Regions from separate parts of the Mus musculus genome. Here region 2 is linked to region 1. A link is a contact called in ENCODE POLR2A ChIA-PET data. All regions are on one chromosome and are shown on one strand. The core of a region is the stretch at or near the end of the contact, and the rest is flanking DNA. Distances in the headings are between cores, read along the strand shown.

What was found. ChIA-PET counts read pairs that join two places held with the same protein, here RNA polymerase II (POLR2A).
Region 2: POLR2A ChIA-PET joins it to region 1 with 10 read pairs in embryonic stem cell. The contact joins the promoter of Bend3 here to the promoter of Cd24a in region 1. POLR2A ChIA-PET finds 5 or more read pairs at or near these places in 2 of 5 experiments (Patski and embryonic stem cell).

The regions. Positions count from the first base shown.
Region 1 is chr10:43,577,770-43,580,536 of GRCm38, reverse strand. It overlaps Cd24a (CD24a antigen), which reads right to left and starts at 1,368. Exons shown (of 2, transcript NM_009846.2): 1 at 1,215-1,368. The coding sequence starts at 1,283.
Region 2 is chr10:43,477,773-43,480,539 of GRCm38, reverse strand. It overlaps Bend3 (BEN domain containing 3), which reads right to left and starts at 1,400. Exons shown (of 4, transcript NM_199028.2): 1 at 1,168-1,400.

The DNA.
Region 1 (2,767 bases), core at 119-2,618:
GAAAGTAACCGCTCTTCATTTATACAAAGAGCTTTTAGTACAGCAGGTGACAAAAAAACTAAATAATAATAATAATGATGATGAAAAAGGAGCCCAATGTTCAGTCTGAGTCTAGAGGTCCTCTCTAACACCATCAACAAAATTTTACGTTAATTATTAAATTGGCATTAAACAGTTTTTCTCCACCAATCTCCCTTGATTTGTTTAACCAACACCTCCCTCTCAACATTTCGGGGGGGGGGGGCGCCCTGGGGAGAAGGGAATCTGAGTGAGACCAACCAGTTTCACGATGCCCAGCCCCTCCTAGATGGGGGATCGGGTGAACTGAGAAAGGCCCCGGGGCACAGTCAACCCGCAGCGAGAAGACAATGGGGTATAGTTACCCTGCCTGAGAAGGGGAAGACGAAGCGCGCCTCAAGCTCTTGGGCTGCTCTCCCAGGTGAGCCCGGACCCTGGATCTCTAGGGACCAAAAATCCGGCGCTCCCAACTTTTCAGGGGCAAAAAGCCCTAGGGACATCCCTAAGCGAACCAACCGCAGTGAAAAGCTACAGTCGGATTCTCTGAGTCCCGTCCCAGTCTCTCAGGCTCAGCTCCAGGTCTCATTCTGGGCGCGGCGCCTTCACCCTAACGCAGCTAGAGCAGCGCCACCCATGGCGTTGGGGGGCAAGATCTGTACCCGGGACAAATCTAAGAGAGGAAGCGTCTGTGGACTAGGACAAAGCCTGACGGAGAATCGGGACACTACAGTCCTGCCCTCCGTCTCTATAATGCCCGGGGATTCTAGGTTGGGATGGGGCTCCTAAGGTGGCCAGGGATGGAGGTGTGGGGTCGCACCGCGAGAGTTTGTGCAGTCGGGAGGTCCCTAACTAAGCTTCAAGACCTGTGGGAGATAAAGCCACAACCAGGGCTTCCTGGGTGATCTCCAAACCAGTTTGGACGGTGGAGGATGGGCGTGTGCCACGCTCCCCCGAAGGGGACCGTTCCCTCTCTTTGTGTGGTTCGCAGGGAGCGCGAAGACCTTCCGTGAGAAGGGAAGGGGGCGCTCTCTCGAGGGAATCCACACCACGAGTTCCCCAAGTCAGTTACACAAAATTCTCCCCCTACCCCAGTGCCTGGCCGGAGGCAAAGACTTTGCCCCTCCTACGCGCGCGCGAACACACACACACAAGCCCCAGGACGCGTCTCCAGTGCCCAATCGAGAACAGGGTCTCACCTGCGTGGGTAGGAGCAGTGCCAGAAGCAGCAACCCCAGCCCTAGCCTGGCCACCATCGCTCTGCCCATGTCCGCTCCGTCGGCGCGCGGCGCGACTCTCTAGATGTTCGGTAAGTGGAGATCTGCTAAGCTCGCGCGGGCGCAGGCAAGGTGGGGAGCGCGGCCGGCCGGCGGGACCTTATATACCGGGACAGCCACAATAGCCGTGACGTGCGGCGCCCGCCCACCCGTGCTCTCCTCCTCCCCCGCCGCCTCCCCGCCCCCACCCCCACCCTCCTGTGCGGCTCTCACGGCCCCTCCCCCGCCGCCTGCACCGGCCCGGGGTGACTTGGGATGTCCCGGGGCGGCCAGCGCGGCAGGTGGGCGGGCGCCCCGGGCTCTGGCACAGCTAGGGTTTCCCCGGGCAGGCTGCATGCACAGGCGCAGGCGACTCCCACACGGGACCTGGGGCGAGCACACGAACCACACACGCCGGCCGGCCCAAGTTTCCTTTGTTTCCCCGGCCCTGCCATCTTACCCCCCAACACGAAAAGTCGAAGCCGCGGGCGCCGCGCAGACTGCGCGGAGCTCAGGGCTGGTTTTTGTCAAGTGCCGGCTGCAAGGGGGAACGGGACAGGCTTGGCAGGTCCCCGGGCCGTGGTGCGCGGGGTTGGCGAGGAGGAGACCGGGCGTCGCCACGCACTGTCCCTTGGCGGCTGCACGGCAGGGATCGCCAGGATCCCGGGCCCCAGCCGTGAGTATGCTCGGCTGGGCGGCCGCCCCTGGCTGCTTGCTTTGTGTTTTGAGTTCCTCTAGTGCTGCATCAAGCATCGCGCACCCGGCCATACCCGGGAGCATCCAACCGGACCTAGGCAACAGCCAGCTGCGCTCGGCCACGGGGCGGGACATTGCGAGGGACTGGGTTTCGGTCCCAGTATTCTCCACGTTTCTGGGGACGTGCTTGTTCTGCCTCTGTGGCACAGTACTTGCTCAGCGTTCGAACGCTTTCTTATTCAAGCCATTTCCACCCATAGTTGCCTTTAAGTAATTTGACAAACCGATTCAGAAAGATTAGTCATCCGTCTGTACATTTTAGTGGAATCTTTCTTTCGACCTTCTTTTGTGAAAACTTCAAAGCAAACTTTAAAACAACTTAGTGGTAGAATATTTTCTAATCTTTAATCACAGGGTTTAGGACCTTCCTATTTAAAGTTTAGCCCACGTGTTTTACAGACCTTAAAGCAAAACAAAGCAAACCTAGCAACGGTGGAAATTTGTTTAAATTTCAATTTTTGCAGAACAGCCTCGTAAAAACAAAGTTTTATGGCAGCAAGCTGACAATGGACTCCACAGTCGTTGGTTTGTGGCTGCCTGAGCCTTACCAAGTCAGCCACAACCGCTCAGTAACTTTCCACGTGTGAGGTGTGCTTGGGCGCACAGGAATTTTTGTATAGCGCCAGTGAACTTTCTGTTTAACAGTTAGCACACTGTATAGAAAGGTCGTTCTGTGCCCAGCAACGGCGGCGCTCCTCTCCCAGGGTGGCGCAAGGACTGACTCAATAGCGCCTAACCCC
Region 2 (2,767 bases), core at 151-2,650, 100 kb after region 1:
ATGCAGTCAAAACACATACACCGAAAATGAAGCTTAAAAACAAAACCCAAACACCTATGAATTAAAAGTGGAAAGTCGCAAAAAGAGAAAAACTGCAGGCATGGAACCGAAACAGAGACAAACCTAAAACCTCTATCTGGGACATTTCCACACGTTCCCCACTCGCCTGGGTTTTCTGGGTCTTTATAGATTTCTGGCACCCTCCCCTCTACTCAGTGACGTGTTACTTGTAGGAAAACATTCAAAAGTTACTTCTAAAAGGAAGTTCTCTGACTTCCAAACAGTGAACATTAATTCTGAGCATCTCTGGTTGGCCTCCACCTCCAAAATACTCCCAAGCGGGCCACCTGAGCGATCAAACTTCTACTTTAGGACAAACTTAAAAAAAAAAGAAAAAAAGAACTCAGATGAGTTGAGTCCCAGCCCACAAGGCCTTCACAACTCCGCGCCTCACAGCCCGAGCCAAGTCTGCGTGGGAAATTACGTCGATCGTGGCGGGCACAAGTCACGAGGGGCGGCGAGCGCCCCGGCCCGGCTCCACCGCCCGCCAGGAAGGCCTCGCGCTCGCTGGGGTGCACACCCAGAGCGCCGCGCTGGACCCGCCTCCAGCCGGGCAGCGGGAACCACGGAGCGCCGTGGAACGGCCCGGGAGGGTGCCGCGCCCCCTGGCGGCGGGGCTCGCCGCACCCCGCTCCCAGCCGCCGGCAGCCTCGCTCCCTCCGCTGCCTCCCCGGGGCAGCGTCCCTCCGAGCGGCGGCTCTCCGGCCTCTGGCTCCCCGCCCTTCTGCTCCCTCTGACACCCCTCCATCGCCGCCACAGGCCGGTCGAACGCGAGCGCTCCGGCGCCGCGCAGTTGCTCCCCGGCGGCCCTCGGCCGCTCCATCGCCGGCCCGCCGGGGGTGGAGAGCCGGCGCGCGGCGCGAGTGGGGCCGGCCTGGCGGCGGCGGCGCGGACCGTTCCACCGTGCGTCCTCCCCTCCCTCCTCCTCCTCCCTGGCCGCGGCGCGCGTGCTCCCGGAACGCCATGGAGTCGCGGCGTTCCGAGCGGGCACAAAGGGGCGCGCGGCACAATGGGGCGCGACGAGCCCGTGGGCGCCCGCTCCCCCTTCCAGCCCGCGCGGAGGCGGCGAGCCGCTCGCAGGCGGCCCCGACCGGGGCCCACACTCACCTGGGACGAGAGTTGTTACTTTGCGGAGCGGGACCCGCGCCGAGTTCGGGCGCCACGTGCGGGGGGCGGGCGCGCGGGCCGCAGTGGGGGCCGAGCGCGCAGGGCCTGGCCGGGGCGGCCCCGCCGACTGGCTGGGGGCGGCGGGCGGGCGGGCGCCGTGTATTTTCCCCTCTCTTTGTGTGTGTCCGTGCGCTGCGCTCTCGCGTGACGTGACGGGACTCCGTGTGTCATTTCCGCACAAGGACACAGGAGCCCCCGCTGCAGTGGAACCTCAAGCCCTCCGCCCCCACCGCGCCGCCCCTCCCCCTCAGCGGGGCACACGCGGGACCAGCGGCGGCGGCGGCGGCGGCGCTCGGGCGTGAGCGACCGCGGCGGGGAGCTGGGGCGCGCTGCGGGGCGGGTGCGCTCGGCCTGCACAGCGCGGCTCCACGTGGGCCCGCGCCGGCTGCCGGCGGACCAGGGCGGCTCTCACCCACGGGAAAGCGCCCCGCGGCATTCTCGGCTACGTGCTCTCCGGGCTGGAGCGTGGCCCCGGCGCCTCTTTCTCTACTTTTTCTCTAACCCCGGGGGGTGGGGGTGGGAGGCAACGCGCCGTGTCTTTTCCGCCCGCGCCCCCCGCTTTTGGGGCGCTCGGCTGTGGCGCCGCACCATCGCACGGACCTTCCCGTGCCACGCCGGGCACAAAGACTTCGGGGTGCGCCCCCCCTCCAGTTCTGCATGGATTCGTGGTTGGGGGGGTATACTGGAGAGCGACCCCGGGCTCTGGGGGAGCCCTGGCCACTCCCCCGGCAGGGTGGCCGCCCTCTCCCGTAAAGCCTGAGTTCCGAGAGCCCAAGTTTTGCCGCTTGAGGCTGCGGAGCGAAGCACGCGCTTGGGGACCCTCATGCCACCAACTCAGAGCCACGGGGCTCAGCGCGGAAAACTGGGAGACTCCAGTCGCCGAGTTAGTTAAGACCGACCGTCTCCTAGTTTCCCGGACTGCAGAGTCGGAGTTGAGAAATAAGAAACCAACCCCTCGCAGTTCTCCAACTTTCGGGGACTTGGGGTGGGGGTGGAGGGAAAAGAAAAGCCCAAGTCAACTTTTAAGCTGCGTGCCTGGTTTTGGTAAACAATGAGAACGGAAAAAAAAATTTTTTTAATCCTTTAATTTGCCGATGGAAAAAAAATGTCTAAAAAGAAAAATGCAAATGATCCCATCTGCTGCCTACAGCTGACTGGCTGCGAGAGAGGACCATGTGGCCCGGCCCGGCGCGGTCAGTGAATACGTAGAATAGATTTTAAAAGGACGTACATGCTGGCTCCTAGCTGCCCAGTCGCGGCCTAAGGTTGGAATTAACGCGTAGTCAGAGATTATTGTGTCTTCACACAAATTGGGAATTTAATCATTACGCAAGTTCCTCGCCTTCTGGTTTGAAATCTAATGGCGCAGAGTTGGACCTTGGAGGGACTGTGGAACGTTCTGGAGAGGTGTTTGGGTTGCAGACTTGGAGAAGTCAGTACTAATTGCTATGCAAAATTAGCTAGCAGCTTGAAGAAAGGAGCCCAGCATCCTAGGGGTGCTTTTATAAGAGAATCTATACGTGCTCAGTGTCATTCAAAA